Regions from separate parts of the Homo sapiens genome. Here all the other regions are linked to region 2. Evidence: chromatin loops called from intact Hi-C (ENCODE). Cell type or tissue: heart left ventricle. All regions are shown on one strand. Links, peaks and the distances in the headings refer to the core of each region. The heading gives the core; the rest is flanking DNA.

Region 1 (4,651 bases), core at 358-4,357, 170 kb before region 2:
GCTGAGTCACAAAAATGGCTGCAGGAGAATCAGAAGAAAGTCACTATAGACACTAGGCAGAAAAGCAACAAATACCACTATTCTGGCTCCCATATAGTTCTAGAGCTAGCAGGAAGTTTAGAAATCATTTAGTCTAATAATTTTTAAAAGTTTTTTTGTTATGTTTTGTTTTGCTGGTAACCCTTTCTTCAGACAAGAGCTTATGATGAAGTCAAATATATAAAATAGAATTAAAAACTGAAAGGGTAAGTTGAAACAGAGGTGAGGATCCCTTGCCCCCTCGCTGCTCATTCTCCATGAGGCACCTCCAAGGAGCACACTATTAATTACTTTAGAGATAGAGAAACTGAAGCTCAGAACACATACATTGCTCATTCTGGAACATCACCCATGAATGACAGAGCCAATGGAACTCAGGAGCCTTCACCCTGTCCCGTCAGTCTTGCCGCTTCCCTCACTGGTTGCTCCTCACTGCCATTTTGAGCATTATGTTTAACTGATATCCTTGATCTAGCAACTCTGCTCCTACCAAAAAAAAAAAAACGGAAGCAGAATTGAAAAGCTCAATTGCCTGCCATCTGTGTATATGTACAGCCCTTGTGTCTCCAGCCACAGTTGGTTACTGAGACTAGCTCAGAACTGAGCAGGCTCAGAGCTACATTAAGCCTCTGTTCCTCCAAGTCCATTTGAGATTTTTAATTTCAAATCAGAAAAACAGTGCCTACATCAGTGTTTCTCAGGGTGTAATCTAAGAATTTTGTGGATACCTCTCGCTCCAAAGCCCCCTTAGGAATTCTTGAGTTTAGAAGATATTTTTGGACAAGGTATAGTGAACCAAAGCTGGAACCTAGAAATAGATGTCCTATGAGAAAGAAAGCTTATCAGTTCTAATTTAAAAGTTAGAAGTCCTTTCTTTAGTACATGATTGAGAGTTAAAACCAATACTGGAAAAAGAAATGAAAAAAGCGACCAGATTTATGCAGATAAATTTGCATAGGCAGTTAAAAATAAAATAAATATTTTAAATAAAGTAAAATAAGCAACACCATATATACCTGATGAGAAGCATCCCCTAAAATATCACTGACATGTTTTATCTGAATTTATAGCCAAGAGATGGACACAGGAAGACTGCTGTAGCTCACAAATGAATTCTCTCTTTCCTCTCTGCCTCCCATCTCCTTCTCCTACTTTGTATTAAAGCTTTTCTTATGCAAAAGATCCAGGACATAGAAGAAAACAGAAAATTTCATTAACAAATTTTCTAAAATAAAACAAAATACAACCTTAAAGGCCATTGGGACACTAAGTAACATCCTGAGCTGTATATATGCAAGATTATGGGTTAGAGCCCACAGAGAAAAGTCACAAGAGACCAGAATGGAAGAATGATTTCTGGAGAGTCTCATGAAATATAACTCTCCCTTTATATGGAGGAAAATTGTTTCTATTGAATCTATGATTTCTAGCAAACCCCACACAGAATTGTGCATTGGTATTCCACAATTAAAACCAATTTTAATTACTTGAAGCTAGATATATAGAGCCTCTCAAAATGTTCCTTGTAAAAGAAAATTTTTCCCTTGACATAGAAAAAAAAATGGAGAAAACTGACATATTTTCATGTCCCTTTTAGATCTAAAATTATTTTTGGGGTTTAGTAGAAGAAATATATTAAACCCATCACGATTTGCTCATCATAGAGCCCTGGATCTAGTACATAAAGAGATGTGACTGTTACAGGAACAATTCGAGTTGAGGAGGCATTGATTTTTCTCACATTTGGGCTTGAATAACCAAAGAAATTCCTTCATGTCCCCCTATAACCACCTGTTCACATCTCAGTTATTTGTCAGCTGATGTTGTAATTTTCTGTTACTCATCTATATTTCCCACGACATTCTTAGCAAAGGCAAGGGCTGTATCTCATTTATGATCTTGGAGGGCCTAGGAGAATGCTTGGCCCTCAAATATTCAATAAATTGAGTAGGCACTTAATAAATGGCATAGAAACAGAAGCATAAAAGTGACCAGACGAACCCATTGCAACACCCGTTCCAAGCTCTGAAATGCTACTATTTTTACCTGTTTTTCTGGATTCGCAAAAGGCTAAGTGTAAATCCCAAAGAAAGTCTGGGTCCGAAATTTCAGAAAATATGGCCAAGTAAGAATTAGAACTGTGGAAGGGGTTCTAGAAACACTGGGTGAAATGAATGTATCCTCAATGGTATTTTTTTGCTTTTTTTCTTTGCTAGTTTATTTCATCAAAAAGATCGGAAGCCTAAAAACAGCATTGTTAGGGAACTGGCAGCTCAAGACAAAGAAGCCGAACCAGAAGAGGGCACTCTTACCACAGAGATTTACAGCTAATGGTTTTTTTTTTTTTTTTTTTTTAATGTTTGCCCCTCAGCAGGGCCAACAGAGAAAGCAGGACATTCTTTCCTAAGGAGCTCATAACTCTCCCAGCCAAGCAAGAAGGAAAAGGCAAAACACCAAGGGTGAAAACTTAGCAGAGAATGCCAAAGGCAATGACCGTGCTCTCTGACCATCACACGCTGGAGGCAGAGCTTTATATGGTTCTCAAAGGATTGTTTACCTCCTCCTCACTAAACCTTAAAAAAAAATGTATTCCAAAAACGAATTACACCAAGCCAACCCACATTACTCAGTCTACGAAGCCAACCCACATTCTGGCCTGTACTGCCTTTCAACTCTTCCTATTTCCACTTGCTGGAATAAATCATTTCACTCTAGGGCCAAAACAGGTTTGATTTCATCTGTCAGAGGCCTGTAACATTAAGCGGCAGTGTGGTGCTTGTTAGAGGAGGAGCACTTGTATTCTCCCGGATCCCCTGTGGAACCGCCTGGGCTTCTGAGCTAGGGAAGCAGATAAACCCTGTCCCTGCCTTCACCCTTCTTTGGGGACAGTTATAGGCTGACGGTCTGAACTTTGGGAGAGACAGGACTTCGGTTATCCCTCTCCACTGAGGGCTGCCACCGCACACAATTGATCCAGAGATTGGGAGATGGGTAATCCATCTCATCCTGTCCCTAAAGCCCTGTCTTCCGCAGTCAGCTCTGTTTGAGGACTTCATTTGTGTACTGGTCCAAAATGTGCCCTTCTCCTAGCCTGTGTATGACTAGGAGACTACTTCAACTTCCTTGCCCACAATTCTTCTCATTGCTTACTCTAGCCAGACCGGCCTCTATGTTGTTCTTTGAACACAATTGTGTTCTTGCCTCAGGGCCTTTGCACTTTGATTGTCCCTCTATCTAGAATTATATTCTCTCAGATACCACATGGTTCACCCTCTCGCTTTCATTCAGGGTTATGCCCGAATGTCATGCCTTCCCTGAGCACGCACATCTACACTAGCACCCACAGTATTACACTCTATCCCGACACTGCTGTATTTTCTTCATAGCACTCCTCACTGCCTAACGTTGTTATAAATCTAATCATCTATTTCTGTCAACTCCGCAAAGGCAGAGACTGACTTCTATTTGTCCACAATTGGATCTGCCGTGCCTCGACACAACGGATGTTCTCAGTAAACAGAGAATTAATCAATTAAAATATATCTTTCAGCCCCTGGGTTCCCTCTTCCAGCTTCTCAGGTACTCCTCATTCACTCCAGAATTAAACTAAATCCTATGGCGTGGCATTCAGGGCTCTGATCAGACCCTGTCCTCCCTTTCTGGCCCTGTCTCCGATTGCACACCCTCCACCTGCAACGTACCCTGGAACTCCAGTCAAACCTGGATTACCATCCACTTTCATGCCTGGATGCCTTTGCTCCTGCCCTTCATTCCCTCACCACTTGCTGAAATCCTCCTAATCTCTGAACACCCATCTGACACGCTCACTCCTCACAATGAAGAGGCATTGTCCCTCCCATCCCAGCCACAGACAGTTCTTCTGTCCTCCAATGCCAGTTTGTACATCACTTGTATGATGCCCTCTGTTACAAATTATTTCTCTCTCTAACTTTCTCTGCCAGTAGACAAAGTAGAGGAACAGGATAATTCGCTCTTTTAACTTCCACACATAGAGCAGGGGCCTCGACACAGATAACCTCAGAAGCTAGGCACAAAGTAAGTGAGGTGCATGGCTGGCTTCATCAGCTCAGGCTGCCATAACAAAATGGCACGGACTGAGTAGCTTAAACAACACAAACTTATTTTCTCACAGTTCTGGAGGCTGGAAGTCCAAGTTCAAGGTTCCATCAAGGTGAGTTTCTAGTGGGGCCTCCCTTCCTAGCTTGTAGCTACCTTTTCACTGTTCCCTACAAGGTCTTTCCCCTGAATGCATGCAGAGAGAGAGCTCTCTAGTGTCTCTTCCCCTTACCCTCGTGACCTCATTTAACCTTAATTGCTTCCTTGAAGGCCCTATCTTCATTCAAATCAGTCACTATGGAGGTTAGGGGTTCAACATGTGAATGACAGGAAGTGAGGACACAACTCAGTCCTCAACAATAGGCAAGGCAGGACTCAAAGGAACTGGAGGGGAGTCCCCCATCCATAGGGGGAGCTGCTGCTCAGCTCCAGCACATGGTTCCAGGCCTGACATGCAAGCCCACTATTCCTAAACCGCCAGTTTCACAGAAGCTGGAACTCTGGATGATTCCTAAATCAAATTTCTCATTTTGAA
Region 2 (4,651 bases), core at 271-4,270:
TCTCCCTGTTATCCCTTTACTCTCCCCGGCAAAGGTTTGTTCTGTTAACTCCTCTCTGGTCCCTCGGCCTGTGATACCTCTCCCAGAGGCCTTGGGCCTGCTTGTACGCCTTGCCAGCTTCCACCTTACAGGTGCCCCAGATTTCTGCTCGAACTTCAGTGCCTCTGGATAACTTTCCCACCCATGTGCTTCTGCCCAAGGCAGCAATTGTAACATGATGTGTTGTTGGTTTGCTTGTTAGCCCTTTCCAGATTGTGAGCTCTGGATATACTAAGTCCCATGCCACAGTAAAGCCTTAACGACTCCCGACAGAGAGGCAAACGGAAGGGTAACAGTCGCACCCACCCCACCCCTGGTGGCACCAGGCCAGCCTTGGGGGATGGCCACATGTGCCCACGTGGCACAAGATCAGGCCCCAGCCTTGAGCACAGTGCAGATGCCGAGCAGGTCATGCGCATCCGGAGCACAAACACTACTATTTCCAGGGAGCTTCCAAAATGCACCCTCTTCATTCGGGACTACACTTCCCTGAAAGCTCCACAGGGCTTTGCTCTGGGTTTCAAAGCTTTTCTTTCATCCAGACTACAGAGGCCAGAATTAATCCATATCTTTCCCTTTGCCGAGGGAACCAAGGCAGCCCCCGCCGGCTTTCTCCTGGCGAAGGTGTCTGCGAAGCCTCTCTTAGACTTGACAGTTTGGCACCTCATGGTGTCAATAAAGTTCCAAAAATTGAGACTTTGGATGGAGTGGAAAAGGTAGGACTCTCCACTGCAGCTGCTGGATTCTCCTGTGTCAAGCAGAGGCAGGTGAATAGAAAGGGATAGGAGACCCTATCTATCCCCCAAGTCTTTGCCTGCTCACACTGGCTTGAAACGTTTCTTGTTCTTTAGGGGTCCCAGTGCCCTGGGAGCCACACCTTAGGCACCTGCTACACAAAATAAGGTAGGAGCAGTGCAGCCACTGGCTGTTCTCTGTCTCTAGGGAGGACACCTATATAGGGCCCCAGCCTTCCCTTTTCTCTTGCTCCTGGATCTTCAGTCCTCAAATTCCACTCAGTTCCTGCTTCAGGAACTATTTCTCCCAGTCTAGGTTCAAAGATCCCTTCCCACCAGCCTGAATCTTCAGCCTCTGCCCTCCAACTCTGATATCCTAGCTTCTTTCAGACTACTTTTCCTTTGGACTCTGGCATCATCCGTTGTTACTTCATATAGAGAATGTCACACCTCTGGTGTCCCATTAGTGTTAGTGCTACAAGTCAGCCAGGGGCTTTCAGAAGCCTACCTGGAAAGCATAGTTCTGTACTTGGGTCTCAGTTTCCCCACTTGGTATGAAGGCCCTTGGATTCAGGACAGAGAGAAAGAACGTGTGGAGATAAGTGGTCTTGGCAATTACCTTCATTGGGCCTTAGTCCTCTAATTTGTTAAATGGGAACCATTATCCTTAACCAGAAAAATCAGCCTATATTTTGTCCCCATCCATCAGATTTTCCTACCCAACAGTGCAACTTTTTCCTTCTACCAGGGGGGAAATCAAAATCCTAGGGTATATAGGAGAGGAACCACCATTACTATCCAGATACTCTGGCTAAGGTTAGTCATGCAGCTGTGTTTGGCAGTTGCAGGCATCAACCAGGGTCATGCTTGGGAGCTAGAAAAAAACCCCTGGAAGCTATTAGTGAATGGTGGTGTTCCTTATAATGGGAAGATGTGAAGATGAGGCCACTCTGGGGGAGGATGCCCTTGAGAGGAAGTGGAGGTAGGTGGACCAGTCAGGTTCCAGTTCCACAGCTATCAATTACTCTCTGGGTCTCCGTTTCGCCTTCTGTATGATATGTGTATGTAGGGGAGGGGTGTTTTGGGGAGGGGAGTGGTCATTGGCACCTTTTTCCTGTGTTAAGAGTGGTCCTACACCAAGAAAATTAGATTATTTGTTTAGGTTCTCATCAGACCTCCAGATGTCGCTATTGACTAACAGTATTCGTCTGAAGAGCTATTTAGTCTGTTTAGAACTTGAGGACATACTTACATATTTTTATACACATTAGTTAGAAAAGTGAAACAGCACCTTAGAGTAAGGGCTTCGATATAGTCAGTGCTCTAAGCACAGAAAAAAGGGGTCTATAAACTCAGCGGTTCCTAAACTTTGTTGCAAATTGGAATCTTTAAAAAATACTGACTTCTGTGTCTAGAAATTCTAAGAGGGGTTCTGTGTCAAGGATGCAATGAAAGATAGTGGTAGGAAAGCTTGGTTGGAGGTTGGAGAGAGACACAGGCCAGATAACACAGGGCCTCACAGGTCAACCTAAGAAATTTTACCTTTAATCTCAGTATCATGGGAAGCCACTGGGATGTTCTGAGTAGGCAAGTGGCACTATCTCTTTCTCCCGCTCTCTCATATTTTAAATTCTTGAACAAATATTTATTAAGTATCTACTATGTAGTTAGGTACATATAGTGAGCTTTACCTTTAAGTAGCAGTATAATTTGGAATAATTTTCTTAGTCATGTGTCTTGTGGTCTTTTAAAAAAATTCTACATATTTTAAGTATATAAATTTATCCTTATAGGTATATGCATGTAATGTTCAACATATGCATATACCTATAAACCCATCACCAAAATCAAGATACTGAACATATCCATCACTCCCAAAAGTTTATTTGTGCTCTTTTGTAATCTCTCCCCCTCTCTCACACCTCTGTCCCCCATTCGGACCCAGGCAGACTACTGCTTTCTGTTACTATAGATTAGTTTATATTTTCTAGAATTTCATATAAATGGAATTATATGGGATGAACTATTTTTTTGTCTGGCTTCTTTCACTCAGCATAATTATTTTGGGATCCATTTATGTTGTTGTGTATATCAATAGTTCATTCCTTTTTATTGCTGAGTAGTATTTCATCGTAGGGATAAAACACAATTTGTTTATCCATTCATCTGTTGATGAACATTTGGGTTGTTTCTGGTTTTTGACTATTACACATAAAGCTCCTATGAATATGTGTTCACAAGTCTTCTTAAAGACAAATGTTTTTACTTCTCTTGGGTAAATACCTAGGAGATGGAATGGTTGGATCATGTGGTAGGTGTATGGTATATGTTTAATGTTGTAATAAACTACCAAATAGTTTTTACAAGTTGTTGTACCTTTTGGATACCTACCAGTAGTGTATGAGAGCTCCAGTTGCTCCCCATACTCATCTACACTTAAGATAGTTAGTCCTTTTCATTTTAGTCATTATAAGTTTGTAGTGGTTTCTAATGGTGTTGTTGACTTGCATTTCTTAAATAATTAATGATGCTGAGCATCCATCCTTTCGTGTACTGATTTGCCACTATGTATCTTCTTTAGTGAAATATGTTTAAATCCTTTGCCCATTTAAAATTTTTTTTCCATTGTAGTGTTTAAAGACAGTTCTATGTATTTCTGGAAACAAGCAAATATTTTCTTCTGGTCTTGTCTTTTCATTCCCTTAGCAGTGTCTTTCAAGAAACAGAAATGTTCAATTTTAATGAAATCCAATACATATTATCCTATATATATATATATATATATATATATATATTTTTTTTTTTTTTTTTTTTTTTTTTTTTTTTTTTTTTTTTGGAGACGGAGTCTCGCTCTGTCACCCAGCTTGGAGTGCAGTGGCATGATCTCGGCTCACTGCAACCTTCACCTCCCAGGTTCAGGCAATTCTCCTGCCTCAGCCTCCCGAGTAGCTGGCATTACAGGCGCACACCGCCACGCCTGGGTGATTTTTTGTATTTTAGTAGAGACAAGGTTTCACCGTGTTGCCCATACTGGTCTTGGAACTTCTGAGCTCAGGCAATCCCCCTGCCTCGGCCTCCCAAAATGCTAGGATTACAGGCATGAGCCACCGCGCCTGGCCTATAATATATATCAATTTTTTTCTTCTCTGCATTGTATTTTTGGTGTTGTATCTAAGAAATTTTTGTCTTACTCAAAGTCACAAAGATTTTCTTTTATGTTTTCTTCTAAGAAGTTTTAGGTTTTACATTGTCTACTACCTATTTTGAGTTAATCTTTATATGGTGCAAAGTTTCAAAGTTTACTTTTTGCATATTGATTTTTAATTGTTTTCATGAATTACTTGAAAAGACTATCCTTATTACACTGAATTGCCTTTGTACCTTTGTCAAAAATAATGTCAATATATTTTTTATTAAATATAGTGAATTATATTGATTGATTTTTTCCAGATGTTAAGCTAACCTTGCATTTCTGGGGTAAACTCTTCTTTGTTAATATATTATTCTTCCTATATATTGTTAGATTTAATTTGATAACATTTATTTAGAATTTTTGCATCTGTTGAGGTACATTGGTTTATAGTTCTCTTTTCTTGTGATGACTTTGTTTGGCTTAGTCATCAGAGTAATGCTGGCCTCACAGAGTAAGTTGGGAAGTATTTTCTTTTTTAACATTTCCTGAAAGATTCTGTAGACTTGGTATTTTTTTTCTTCCTTAAATATTTGGTAAATGGATACATGAAATCGTCTGTAGGTATTAGTTTTCTTTTTGAGAAGGTTCTTAGCTACAAATACAATTTCTTAAATAGATACAGCTATTCAGATTATTTCTTTTTGAGTGAGCTTTGGTAGCTTGTGCTTTCAAGAGTTTTTGTCCA
Region 3 (4,651 bases), core at 485-4,484, 210 kb after region 2:
TTCTACATTATTGGTGGTCTGATTAGCTTACAGTCCATAATGCACTATTTTTAGAAATGACTTGACCAGGAAATTGTCTTTTCCTCTGAGTTGCCAACATGATTTACTCTCAGTTTGTTTATTTTTAAAGAACACAAAGTCATCAGGAAAACGTTCATGGATTCTTGCCATTGATAATTCAATTTACTTTTCAAAAACTCCCTCCATTATTAGGGTCTAATGTAGGACTATTTTAATGATGACACAGCTCATTCTTTAATAATCATAATTACAACAGTCACTGGCTATCTACTACATGTCAGTCTCTCTCCTGGGCACTTTATATATATTTTATCTTTAAAAGTAAATGCCATTATTCACATTTTTCACATTAGAACACTGAGGCTCAAAGATACTGAGTAACTTGCTGAAGGTCTCATGGAACAAATGACAGAGCTTAGATTTACATGCAGGTTTGTCTGAATAGCCAAGTCTCTGCTTTTTTTTCATGCTGTCCTAATGCCCCTTCAAGCTAGAAAAACATGAGTGCAGACAGAAAATCTGTTCTAGAAAACAGTAATGCCACTGAAGATCAAATAGCTTAAATTGATATGCAGGGTTCATGAGAACATACTGTTTTTACAGGCCAGTGTCCCACAGACTTTCATTAGGACTAATTTCCTGCATTACTGAGGCTGCATTGCTGAGCAGCTTATTGAAAACAGAGCTATGTCCCAAATGCCAGCAGATTACCTGCCCCTTCACCCCCATCCCTCTTTCAAATCCTACACCCAAGATTAGCAGAATGATTTTTCCATTATTCATTACTTCTACTAGTTACAAGGTAAGTCTCAATTACAACTCCCCCTTCTCTCCCAAGTCTCCAAATTCATACTTACCATGATGCCTGAGAAACAGATTCCTTCAAAATACCACACGTAGTTGGTGAGTTTATTGCTGGATGCATAGGAAGTTTGCCCATTCGGGAAATACAATAATATGTTCACGATTATACTCCAAAGTGCAAGCGGAATCAGCAAACAACTTAGGCAGCCTCCACACTTCCGAGACCCCATTTTGCCCTGCTTAGAACCTGCGGGAGATTTCAAGAGTATACAGTCACAGAAAGTCTATTTTTCTTCTTCCTACCTGACCTTTTTTTTCTCTCTCTCTCTCTTTTTTTTTTTTTTTTTTGAGATTACCTACCACTTCCAGGGTCAGAGCCCTTCACTTCATATTCATGAGGAGACGGGGAATTGGAATATACCCGCAGCCGACAATCTCAGTGTGAAATACTGGTTTACTGTTTGGAGAACAATAGACAATGATCAACAACTGAAGAGCTGAGCTGGTCTTCATCCTGTGCCAAAGGAATGCGGTGTTTTTCACTGCTTTTTAAAATAAGTAATTTTCCTCTGGATTAAAGCACCGAAGGCTTAACCCTGACCTTGTGTTAAGAAGGAAGTTGGGGTGGGAACTGGAATTGAATGCAGCAAATTTCATCCAACAGTGGAGAGAGGGTTAAAGAGAAAACTACCAAGGAGGCTTATATTTAGAGCTTGATAGGTTTGTTAAAATATCCTGACTTTACCCTTTTTATGTATCTGTCTTTCACCTAGTGTGCTTTTTGTGTGCACACTATTCACCAAGCTTTGTTCAAATTGCAAGGGATAAGAAAGGACTGAGAAAGTGACTGGTGGATGAGAAAAACAAAATATCTTGGTTAGATCAGTACAGCTTTCCTTCCAAGAGTTTGCATCTATTATCTCTACCTCTCTGAAAAATCATAACAGAAATAAAGGCATATTTTTCCTACTATTAAGAAAACAAAGGTAGGGCTGGCGCAATGGCTCAAGCCTGTAATCTCAACACTTTGAGAGGCTGAGGCGGGTGGATCATCTGAGGTCAGGAGTTCAAGACCAGCCTGGCCAACATGGTGAAACCCCATCTGTACTAAAAATACAAAAATTAGCTGGCATAGTGCTGGGCACCTGTAATCCCAGCTACTCTGGAGGCTGAGGAAGGAAAATCACTTGAACCTGGGAGACGGAGGTTGCAGTGAGCCGAGATCGTTCCACTGCACTCCAGCCTGGGTGACAAAGTAAGACTCTGTTTCAAAAAAAAAAAGAAAGAAAGAAAGAAAGAAAGAAAGAAAGAAAGAAACTAGCAGTCCAGGTTCCAAAGAGGTTTCTTGGCACCCCCTTGTGGATATGGTTTTTTTTCCCTCTAGTGCTTTTGATCTAAGTGCATCAAAAAATCTGGGCATTAGACGTTTTTTCCAGTCACATAGAAGCAGCATAAAATCATATTTACTAGAGTTCCTGGGATGATTGGGAAGAGAATAACATTGTTGGTTGAGCATTCATTGAGCATCTCTTATGTGGCAGGCACTGTGCTTGATGTTTTAAAAGGTTCACTCTGGCTGCTGTGTTGTAAATAGGTGGTAAAGGGTGTGGAGGAGATAGAGATGAGTTCTGAAGCCATTTCCACCATCCAGGTAAGAGATAATGATGACTCGGATCATGATGGTAGTAGCAGCAGAGGTGGTAAAAGGAAGCTGGATACCAAACACCGCATATTCTCACTCATAGGTGGGAATTGAACAATGAGATCACATGGACACAGGAAGGGGAACATCACACTCTGGGGACTGTTGTGGGGTGGGGGGAGCGGGGAGGGATAGCATTGGGAGATACACCTAATGCTAGATGACGAGTTAGTGGGTGCAGAGCACCAGCGTGGCGCATGTATACATATGTAACTAACCTGCACAATGTGCACATGTACCCTAAAACTTAAAGTATAATAATAAAAGAAAAAAAAAAGGAAGCTGGATTTGGGATATATTTTGAAGCTTGTGCCAACAGGATTGGTGGCAGATTGGATGTGGGTATAAGAGAAAGAGAGAAGTCAAAGACGACATCATTTGGGCCCGAGAAACTGGGAGAATAAAATTGTCATTAACAGAAATGAGCAAGTCAGCTGAATGAGCAGGGTTGGGAGAAGAGGAATGATATGGTCAGTTTCGAATGTGCTAAGTTTTGAAATACCTTTTAGAAATCCAAGTGGAGATGTCAACTAGGCAGCTGGATATACAAATATGAAGTTCAAGGAAGAGGTCTGGGTGACATATAAATGTGACAGTTGTCAGCATATAAATGGTATTTAAACCCATGAGACACTAAGGAAATGCATGTTGATAGAAAAGAGACCCAAGGACTAAATCCTGGGCAGCCCAGGACTGAGTTTAGGGACATGAGAGGAAGGCAGAAAGGATACTGAGAAATGGCCAGTGAGCCAGAAATGAAGATCAGGAGCTTATTCTCAAAGGTGACTTTCTAAGAAGAAGAAGGCGTGATCAACAAAGTTAAATGCTGCCAAAGGGCACATCATACGAAAGAACTGAGAATCGGCTATTGGGTTGAGCAACGTGGAGGTCACTGGTGGCCTTCATAAGAGGAGCTTTCTTGGTGAGTTAGAGATGAGATGAGAGTCCATCTGCAGTGGATTCATGAGAGAATGGGAGGAGAGAAATTGGAAATAGATGAGGTAACTCTTTTGGAGAGTTTTGCTGTAAAGGAGGGCAGAGAAATGGGGCAGCAGCTAGAGGAAAAGTAGAAGTCAAGGGACAAAAATTAATGGAAAAAATGGTAGCATATTTGTATACTGTTGTGGGAAGGGGTATGAGGGAGGGTAGGTAGGTATTTACCATAAAGGAGATAAAGGAGAGGATTGCTGGCACAGGCTCCTTGAGTAGGTGAGAAAGGGTGGGAGTGTGTGAACAGATGGAGGAGCTTACCTTAGATAGCAGCAGGGCAGGTCAGTGTCAGCAACAGAACAGAAGGAGAACATAGCAATGGGCTTGGAGGTGGTTAGCGGGAACTTCTGATTATTATACTTCTGTTTTCTCAGGGAAACAGGAGGCAATTTTATCAGCTGAGAATGAGGATGGGGAGAGGGTGTTAAAGGTTTAAAGGAAGAGAGGAGAAGTTCAAACAGTTGGCTTGGAAAGTGGGAGAATGAACAGACTAGAGAAATGTGGCAGGTGCTGAGGGACCACTTGAGTCTGTGACCGTGAATGGATAGTGAGACTGGACAGGAGACTTGGGTATTTTTCCTAGTAAGGTTCAGTGGCAGAGGTGTAGCCAGCAAGTAGGAAGAAAGCTGGAGTCAACCAGGATTGGGACTTTGCCAGGCAGATACCATGAAGAGAGGGATGGGCAAAGGATTCAAGAATGTATGCAAGTGAATGGTTATAATGATGGACTGTGGAACTTAAGCTGAGTAAGGAGGGAAGTAAGGACGTGAGGGAGTGTGAGAAATAGTAAAAGAGGCACTGGATTTGTAAATTGTGTGTCCCAGTGTGGCTGAAAAATTACTGGTTTTAGGTAACACACAGAGTGAGCTAGAAAGAGAGGAAGTAGTGATTGAGAAGTGTGATGCTGGAATTTGAGATTTTAGAGATGTTTCAGGAATAGGCGAAGAAAAAGTCTGGAGGTGTGTTATGGGCTGATCATGTCTCTCCTAAATGCACATGTTGAAGTTCTAACCCCCCATAATCTCAAACGTGACTGTATTTGGATAGGGCCTTTAAAGTGATGATGAAGTTAAAATGAGGACAGCATGGTGGGGATAATCCAATCAGATTATAAAAAGAGGGAATTTGGACACA
Region 4 (4,651 bases), core at 435-4,434, 360 kb after region 2:
TTTTATAAGCACATTTCATTAAAAAAAATTTTGAGTCAATAGGATCTGAAATATTTGGGCTTCCCAATATAGGTTGTCTGTGGGGGCTGTCTAAGCCTCCATGTGGAACCTGCCCTTGGCATGAATTGAGGATAACTCCTCCAAATGACCAACTGACCATCCAAATCATGAGGCAGTGTCCATCAAAGGACCAGCTGTGCCAGATTGTAAACCAAGGCACCTAGCACGGCTGCCCTGGGCCAGGGTCGACCACATGCTGGGTAGCCAGCAGAAGGATTTCTTGTCTTTGATTTTTTTGTTTTGTTCTATTTTGTTTTTTTGAGGCGAAGTCTCGCTCTTGTCCCCCAGCAGGCTGGAGTGAGATGATGCAATCTCAGCTCACTGCAACCTCCACCTCTTGGGTACAAGCAATTCTCCTGCCTTAGCCTCCCGAGTAGCTGGGATTACAAGTGCTTGCCACCATGCTCGGCTAATTTTTTTTGTATTTTTGTTAGAGACGGGGTTTCACCATGTTGGCCAGGCTGGTCTCGAACTCCTGACCTCAGGTGATCTGCCTGCCTTAACCTCCCAAAGTGCTGGGATTACAGGCGTGAGCCACTGCGCCTGGCCGATTGTTCTGTTTTTTAATCAGCTCCCAATTTTTAAAAATTCAGAGAGAGAACATTTTTTCCCCAAGAAATAAAAAATTAATCTGGCACCCCTAGCCTGCATTTTGGCACAACAGCACCCTTCACTGGGCCTGGCTGAGCTCCACAGGGCCCACCCTGGCTGCTCTACTCAGTTAGGGTCCCTTCCCTGCCCCTAAGACCATTGAGCTCATGCCCCCTGCTTCAGACTCTTGTTTGCTTAATGTTATGTTCTAAGGCTTTGGAGCATCAAACAATAATCATTTCTTTTTCTTTTCTTTTCTTTTTTTTTTTTTTGAGGTTATTGGGGGGTCTCACTATGTTGCCCAGGTTGGTCCCAAACTTCTGGAACTCCTGAACTCAAGCAATCCTCCCCACTCAGCCTCCTGAGTAGCTGGTGCTACAGGTGCTCACCACCTCACCTGGCTAATCATTTCTCCAAAATGAGGTATTTGCATTTTGTCAGACAAGAAGCAAAAACTGCAGACTAATTTGGGGAGAACTAAACTGCTGAAGTTCTGAATTATTTTCCAAAGGCTCACGCATTCCCCTCCAGGCCCCAGCTCCTTCGGGGACACGGGGCTTCTGTGGAGCACTGCAATAGGGAGCATTGCATAGGAAGCCCTGCAGGTGGAAAGGCCTGTGAGGCAGACACAGACTGGGCCACCAGCTGCTGGGCTGAATCCTCTGTCCTCTCTACAGTCTGCTTTCTGTCATTTATTTTCCCGGTTCCTCTCTCTCTTCTCTCATCTGCATTATATCTTTCTGGAACATTCCCCAGAGGCCAACTGCACCATTCTCTTCCCTTTCCTCGGGTAGCAAAACCAAGTAGGAGATAGGAGAAGCAGGATGTGGTGGCTGCAGAGATAAAGCAAGACAATAAGCTGGAAAGAATCTTGGATCACCTGATTCATAGTTTCTTGGTAAAGCCGAGAAAATGGCTCTCCTCTGAGGCAGAGCAAGACTGAAGCTGAGCTCCAAAGGCCTGCGCTCTTTCAAATAAATTAGGCTAAAGGAGAGCCGGGAAAAGTGAGCCCTGGAGCAAAAATAGTAAGAACCCCGGCCTGGGTTTGTTTTCAGGTCACAGCTTCTTCCTCCCAAACCCGAGATTCCCAGTGGCTTCTTGGCAGCATGTCGGTGGCTGGTCAGCATCTCTTGCCCTCTAATCCTTCTAAAAAATGGATCTCTTGGGGCGCAGTGGGGGAGCAAATTAATTTTGTCAACTCGTTTATGTTAAGTACGTATTTTATTAAGAGCCTTTTGTAAATCTTGGATTTGACTCAAAGGAGTGTCTTTAATAATGAGACCAAAGGTAGACTGATGAGGATATGTGTTGGGTAGGCATGTATTTCACCATCCTTAAAGCATATTAGATAGATCAAGGCCCGCCCCACCCACAGGCAGGGCCAGATGATCAACCTCCCTGTTTTGAAGAAAGGTCTTGGTCAGGTCCTAATGCGGTCTGTGTGTTGTGGTCAGCACTTCTTCCCGTGCCTGGCTCATCAGTGCCCCCTAGAGACACCTCCTGAGTGAGCGTTTCTGGGGACTCCCTCTTGCAGAGGTCCTGCAGGCCAAAAGCATCCCTAATCTACCTCCTCATTCCTTGGAATGACAGCCAACTTGAGGAATATTTTAGAAAGACATTTCCTTTAGAGAAATGGAATATATTGAAAGAAAAAAAAATAAAGTATGGAATTTTATTTCTTCTTTTTTCCAGATGTTTTCTCCCTAAGCTCCTATTTTTATTCTACTTCTACATATTTTATTTTATTTTTATTTATTTATATTTTGAGACAGAGTCTTGCACTGTTGCCCGGGCTGGTGTGCAAGAGGTTGGCGCGATCTCGGCTCGCTGCAACCTCCGCCTCCTGGATTCACGCGATTCTCCTGTCTCAGCCTCCCGGGTAGCTGGGATTACAGGCGCCGGCCACCACGCCCAGCTAATTTTTTGTATTTTTAGTAGAGACTGCATTTCACTATGTTGGCCAGGCTGGTCTCAAACTTCTGACCTCTTGATCTGCCTGCCTTAGCCTCCCAAAGTGCTGGGATTACAGTAGTGAGCCACCACGCCGGCATCTTCAGTAAATATTTTCTATGCTTCAAAATCCTCTGCTACAAAATGGATCCTGGCAGTTACTGTCTCTCATAAGGATGTTGTAAGTTCTAGGGGAAGATTTTGCAAGCATTTGGTGTAAGGGAAGTACCAACTAAGTGCCTAGGGTATGGAGGACACATAGATCCTCAATAAGTACTTGCTGGATGGATGAAGTAAGTGAACACCTAGGAGAGGAAACGGGCTTCCATATTTATCACACTCAATCCTCACAATAACCCTGTGAATTCAGCATTAAACTCCTCATTTTATAAATGAGGAAACTGGGGCTACTGCAAGTTAAGTTTCTGACTGCCACTTCCCCCACTCCCTTCCCAAGCCTAGCACAGGCAAAAAATAGAGGATATTAATTTTTAAGAAGAAAAAACACTTCAGGTAATCTCTATTCCTCCTTACTAAGGAGGAATGTCCATGCCCTAAGGACATGCTTTGGCCAACATAAGCACCTACATGACCCCAGGACACACCATGTGTGGAGACAGCTGGGATCTGATGGTACCTGTCTGTCTCCAGAGCCCAACAGAAAGGGAGATCTTCAAGCTGGCAATTGGTGAGTTAGAGGACATATGATCTCAGGCCTTCTTATCTACTCTTTCAAGGGAAACATTTGCAGTGTATGCTATATACATTTCTTTAACCATGTGAGCAGAATATGTGCACTGAGCAGCTGCGAGGGAATTAGCCCGTTGAATTTTTTCTCTCCAGAGTTATGCTCTCTGTATTTGTGGAAAGTAAGTGTGTGTGAGGATATGATAACAAAAATACTATAATATAATAATGACATTGATCAAGTGCTTGTTAATGTCATGGGAAATTATCCAAACCTTGGGAACAGGAAAAATAATTCTAGGTGTCCTATCAGTGAGGCACTGGGGATTACTAGCAGCCTATCCCACGTGGGGATGATCTGATTTTCGAGAGGTGTGTGCCTTTACTAATTAGGCTATCTTACATATTATCTGTAAGGCAGGTACTTATTAATGAGCCTTATTTTACAGAAGAAGAACTGGAATAAAAAAGATTAACTTCCCAAGATCATGAGGGAGGAACCAGAACTCAGATCCAGATCCATCTGCCTGTAATCCATACCTTTGACAACAACACAGTAGTGTCCTTCTTCACCATTTATTCACTTAGACCAGGTAGAGTATGCCCATAGCACAAAAACCGCAAAGGAAGACTCCCTTATCTGATTCCAAAGTCTGCCAACTTCCCTCCTCAGAGGTCCCCACTATTCTCAATTACTGTCTCCTTCCAGAGATATCCCAGGACTTTTGCCTATTTACTGTAAATAATACCAATTTTGAAGTGTCTACCCTCTAATGTACTCAACTTGGTCTCAAGAATCTTTCTTTTCTTTTTTTCTAGACAGGGTCTGGCTCTGTTGCCCAGGCTGAAGTGCAGTGGTGCAATCTCAGCTCACTGCAACCTCTGCCTCCTGGGCTCAAGCAATCCTCCCACCTCAGCCTCCTGAGTAGCTAGGACTACAAGCACACACCACCACCCCTCACTAATTTTTGTATTTCTTGTAGAGATGGAATTTCACCATTTTGGCCAGGCTGGTCTCGAACTCCTGGGCTCAAGCGGTCTGCCAGCTTTGGCCTCCCAAAGTGCTGGGATTACAGGCATGAGCCACCAAGCCCGGCCTTTCTTTCTTTTAACATTTTGTGTCATGAAACCCATGATAAATTGAAGTTATTCTATGCTGGCTTTTTGACTGATCATATCTCTAAGAATTTATTCTAGAGAATTTATCATTTTTAAGACTTCCCAATGTGAAATAACTTAAAGCAACATGACGCAGCATGTATCTTTCTTCCTGTGATTTATCCATAAAATGTGCCAAGACCCCCCTCCTTCATAGAATCTGTTTTTCTCTGTGACAACCTGGACTTTCATGAAGACAACTCAA
Region 5 (4,651 bases), core at 389-4,388, 150 kb after region 2:
ACGAAGGATAACTTTAGTTCATACCAATTTATTTATTCTTCTATGCTTATATTCAACAAATATTTATTGAATATTTGTAATGTGTTAGGTACTATGACAAGTGTTGGGTTTATAAAAGTGAACAAGACAGTTATCTACCCTTGCAGGGCATACAATCAAGGGTGGACGCCATCAATTAATAAGATACTATAGTGTGTAAAGTTCTATAGTAGGGAAGAGTTCAGTGTTTGGGAGCTGGTTAATTTAATTTTGGGTATGGAAATCTTTTCTGAAGGCAGTGACACCTCAGTTGATATTTAAAGGATGAGGAGTTTGCTGGGGTGTACCTGTAGAGAAGATTCCAGGCAGCAATTAAGATAAAAGGAATTTGGACTTTATCGTCAGAACAATCAGCAGTCCTTGAAGGATTTTAAGCAAAGGAGTGACAGACTCAGAATCATCCTCCCACCTTCACCCCCCAGACAGAAAGCCAAGTGGAGATGAATTGAAAGGGGAAGCACTAGAGACTGGTGGGGCAGCTAAGAGGCTGTTGTGGGTATCCTAGCAAAAAGATGGCAGTGGCCTGAACTAGGTTAGAGTTCGTGGAGCTGAAGAGAAGTGAGCTGACCTTGTGATGTGTACGAAGTAGAGCTGGCGGGACTTGACTGATGTATTTAGCAAGTGATGAGGGAGAGGGCAGTATCAAGAATGTTACCCAAGGTTTTGTCTCCAGTGACTAATTGGAGCATACTGGGGCCATTCCCCAAGGCAGGGAACACAGAAGGAAGGGAGAGATTCAGGGCAGGAACAAATGACGGGTTTTGGAATATGACGTATTTAGGTACGGATGAAACACCCAAGTAGAGACGCCAAGTTGCCAGGCCTGACTATCAGTAAAGGAGTTTGAACCAAAGTTACAGATTTCAGACTCATTAACCCACAGATGGAAACAAATGACTCAAAATGGATAAGATCCCTCTGTGCGCTTAGATTGAACAAAAGAGAAAAGTGCTTAGGACAGTGGGAATAAAATAGTTATAATATTTAAAAAGTATATAAAAATATAATATTCTATAAAATTATTATCAGTCCCAAATATTTTATAACAGCCTTATATTTAAAACCATAGGGCATAAATCAACATAACTGTAAGTGAGAAAGTCTTTTTCTTTTTCTTTCTTTTTTTTGTAGAGACACAGTTTCACTATGTTGCCCAGGCTGGTCTCAAACTCCTGGCCTTAAGTGATCCTCCCAACCTGGCCTCCCAAAGTGCTGGGATTACAGGCATGAGCCACTGTACCCAACCAAGGAAGGCTTGATGGCAGTTCACATACTTGCCTTTGAGAATGCAAAGCATTAAGTTATCTTACTGTTTAAAAAGAAAAGGGAGAAAGTTTGGAAATGTTCAGACTAGATAGCTAATGTTTAAGTTAAATATAATAAACACATATTCTTTATCTTGCCATTATGCAGTTGAGTTCCTTGCAATTTTGAGAAGGGCAAAAAGCTCTTCCAAAGTTGGTTTAAAAAGTTATCTCCCGGCTGGGCACGGTGGCTCACACCTTTAATCCCAGCAGTTTGGGAGACCGAGACGGGCGGATCACAAGGTCAGGAGTTCAAGACCAGCCTGGCTAATATGGTGAAACCCAGCCTCTACTAAAAATACAAAAAAAAAAAAAAGTTATCTCCCAAGGAATGTAATTTGTAATCATGAGACTATGTGTGTTTGGCATAGGAAACTGCAATTATTAAAATATTTATTGTGGAGAGATGTTTGTTCACCTAAAATTTAAACTTTGATTGTCATAGGAAGTTAAATTTGCTCATTAACTTCATAATTAATCTAGTGCTGTTGCTTTGTTGATCTTGTTTTAATGAACCAAATCAGAATTTTCAAAACTCTATATTCCCTTGCAAGTTAGAAACATATCAGCAAAACTTCCTCCTTGCAAGAATTATTAATAAACTGATGATTCTAACTGATTCACCTTAAAACATAAACACAAAAAGGTGGCAGTAATTTTGAAGGAAGATGGCCGAAGTGAAGTTTATTGGGTTTGACTACCATCTAGTGACCAACCTGAATTATTGGTTGAACTGAGGGTTGGATTTGAGATCGCCATCTAGTGCTCAGAGTCCAAGATGGCAAGTTTCCATTCTTGACTGGAAAACCAAGGTTAAGGCAGGAAAATGGAGTGCCTTGGATAGTAAAATTCCTCTAGGAGAGCAGAGGACAGCCTACCCATTCTGGTTTACTCTTTTACTGCAATGAGATTTTTTTTTAAAGTTACCTCTTTTACAAGTCAGTATTGGTCCAATAAGTCCCGAAGCTACATCTCTTGCAGTGTCTATATGGGAATGGTAAATTCTTGTCACACAATTACTGTCATTGGGGCCAGGTCCCTGATGTTCTTCTACATACCACTTGTAGGTATATTGTTTCCCTGGCTCCAGATATTCATCTTCCTTTTGCAGGCCTGTCGTATTATCAGGATAGATAGCACCTAGAAAACATATTCTGCACTGTGGTTACAGTAAATATTGGATAACACTATTTTGAATGTGACTCGGGCTTCCTCCATTATGCTACTTTGTATTTCTCAAAAAGTGTGCATTTCTCCCCACCATTTCCCAGATTCCTACCTCCCTAAATCCCCTTTAGTTGGCTTCTACCTGAATGCTCAGCTTGGCTGCAGTTTTTAGACTAAATTGGAATGAGGCAGGCAGTATATAATAGGCTATCATCACTCTTACTGATGGATTCAACAAATATTTATTTTGCACCTACCATGTGCCTAGATCTCAGATGCAGAGGTAACCTCTGGACTCCCGAGTTGCCCTCCATATTTTCTTCATTGCCAGTCAGACTTGGGACCCAGGGCATCCAAGGGTGTCCCTGTTACTTCCAAGTAGCCCACTGCAGTCCGAAGGTGGCCCATGCCGTTACTCTGAACTATTACCTCAGTTCTGACTTTGGACCGTTGCTCTCCTTTCTTTCTTCTTCTCTGGCTAAAGTGTTGCCTCAGATCCTTACCCCTCGTGGCTGGATCCTGCTAACTATGAATAAAATTCCTTTATTCAATAAAAGACTTTGAAACATGAGCAGCCTCTGATTCTCTATTCTTCTTTTGGGACCCTCCTGTTCCACACTGAACATGAAGAAATTATGACTGACTGTTTTGTACTTTCTTCCTGCCCAGCGGCCCAGCTGGAACTGGCTCCAGTCATGGTCCAGTTTCCTGAGTCTGTTTCAGTCCAGAGGATTAATTCAAGGCCTGTTTTCTAGTTCTTCTTCATGCTTCCCTGACGGAATCATCAAACCTCAGTTCAAGTTTTGAGAGTTGATTAAAAAGTAAAAAAATAAAGCAAACTCTTGTTAACATTTTTCACATTATATGTCTATAATATAGACTATTTTTCTTTTTTTTTATAGACTATATTTAAAGGGCAATAATCATTGCAAGATGGTCATGTAACATGGCAAAATAATGATGACAGATGAAAGGAATGGCATATGGGATTTCCGCTGCCCTGTATTATCATAGAGCCTCTGTTGGAAGGAGCACGTATGCTATAGGTGGTACTCTTATCAAGTTGGCCTAAAATTCCAGTTTTCTAAAGATTTATGCCAGGCCTTTTAAAAACCATATTTCAAACACTGGGAAAAAATATCTGTGTTCTACTAAAGACAATTCCAAACTCTGTTTTCCTAGCTTTCCTTGTTGTCTCCCAAAAACTCACAAAATCCTATTTGTTGGCTTTCTCTTCCCTTCCTTTTTTTTTTTTTCCAAAATCATGATGTATCTGTGACTGTAGCTGTGTAGGAGAGAAGAGTCTGCCTGGAAAGTAGTGATTTCTCTTGATACTGATATCTTCCCAGAGGGTGATCCTCATCTACTAGGAAATGGAAATGAGGTGGGGGCAGAACAGGATTTCTGCCAACCTAACATTTAGCTCATGAGTGTTTCCTACAAAACGAAACAAAAAAACACCTTTTTTTTCTTTTCTGGTGAGTAAGGGAAAAGTGTTTTATTTCCTAGGAATTGCATAAGGGCTGTCACTCAATTAAGATGAGAAACTAAAAAAGGACTGTCTTGGGTATAAACTTTAAATACATCAGAAGTAGAGTCTGCATCCACTCTAAACTCCACGTAGCTCAGAATGCTGACCAGTCCATGATTACCTGGCTTTTTCTAATGCAATGTGCTCATACTCTCCATAAGCAAAACTCAGGAAAGAGGATCTGCTTACCTTCATTTTCTTTGGAGTAGGTGAGCCCATGAGGATGATAACTATAAGCTCTTGAAGCATTATTTTTTACATGTACATAAATGAAGTCTCCAGTCTCTGCTTTAATCATTGGACCTAAAAATCCCAACCAGGATGGTTTTTCAATGATCCTTTGAAATGTATTATCAGTATCAATATTGAAAATACAAAGCCTTTTTAAAAACAAAGCTCTTCCTCGCTTGACCTCCTTGTAGAAATTCTCTATAAACAAACAAAAAAGACAGAACTTTAACAAATGTTGACTGGAAAGAAACAAAGTGTTAAATAAGCTAAATGAAAAGTCAGAAGCTCAACAGCCTAATTTTGGCAGATAAAACCCAGAGGCTGGAGAAAATGTGATGGGAGTCAAAAACAGGTATAATTGGTGAGAAGAGTGTTGAAA

What was found. Hi-C counts contacts between places; a loop is a spot of excess contacts. Peaks named below come from ENCODE experiments on the same cell type or tissue, not always from the same donor. Only the 100,000 strongest peaks of a DNase experiment are listed, where the experiment ranks them.
Region 1: it touches region 2 in a loop (5-fold over the local background); 75 of 110 quality-filtered maps call a loop at or near these places.
Region 3: a loop joins it to region 2, with 5 times the contacts of the local background. A loop is called at or near these places in 16 of 110 quality-filtered maps.
Region 4: a loop joins it to region 2, with 3 times the contacts of the local background. A loop is called at or near these places in 61 of 110 quality-filtered maps.
Region 5: it touches region 2 in a loop (13-fold over the local background); 106 of 110 quality-filtered maps call a loop at or near these places.

What each region holds. Positions count from the first base shown.
Region 1 is chr3:148,953,327-148,957,977 of GRCh38, forward strand. It overlaps LOC107986045 (a long non-coding RNA gene), which reads left to right. Exons shown (of 3, transcript XR_001740565.2): 3 at 2,256-2,762. Among named protein-coding and RNA genes, the nearest start is that of GYG1, 36 kb to the right of the region's middle. RefSeq lists an enhancer at 4,185-4,651. In heart left ventricle, for the core only: a CTCF peak has its summit at 2,329 (motif pointing right); no DNase peak of the experiment used is centred there; H3K27ac peaks cover 841 bases.
Region 2 is chr3:149,118,518-149,123,168 of GRCh38, forward strand. No RefSeq gene overlaps it. Among named protein-coding and RNA genes, the nearest start is that of HPS3, 8.8 kb to the right of the region's middle. In heart left ventricle, for the core only: a CTCF peak has its summit at 1,957 (motif pointing right); no DNase peak of the experiment used is centred there.
Region 3 is chr3:149,332,328-149,336,978 of GRCh38, forward strand. TM4SF18 (transmembrane 4 L six family member 18) reads right to left here and starts at 1,309. Exons shown (of 6, transcript NM_138786.4): 1 at 1,186-1,309; 2 at 879-1,072. The coding sequence starts at 1,055. It overlaps TM4SF18-AS1 (TM4SF18 antisense RNA 1), which reads left to right. Exons shown (of 2, transcript NR_186251.1): 2 at 1,177-1,425. In heart left ventricle, for the core only: a CTCF peak has its summit at 2,178 (motif pointing left); no DNase peak of the experiment used is centred there; H3K4me3 peaks cover 1,223 bases; H3K27ac peaks cover 2,474 bases.
Region 4 is chr3:149,478,458-149,483,108 of GRCh38, forward strand. The region is part of intron 2 of TM4SF4 (transmembrane 4 L six family member 4); the gene reads left to right. Among named protein-coding and RNA genes, the nearest start is that of TM4SF4, 6.1 kb to the left of the region's middle. RefSeq lists an enhancer at 1,945-2,239. In heart left ventricle, for the core only: a CTCF peak has its summit at 2,147 (motif pointing left); a DNase peak (open chromatin) is centred at 2,114; H3K27ac peaks cover 1,139 bases.
Region 5 is chr3:149,271,233-149,275,883 of GRCh38, forward strand. It overlaps the pseudogene CPHL1P. Among named protein-coding and RNA genes, the nearest start is that of TM4SF18-AS1, 11 kb to the right of the region's middle. In heart left ventricle, for the core only: a CTCF peak has its summit at 2,089 (motif pointing left); no DNase peak of the experiment used is centred there; H3K27ac peaks cover 997 bases.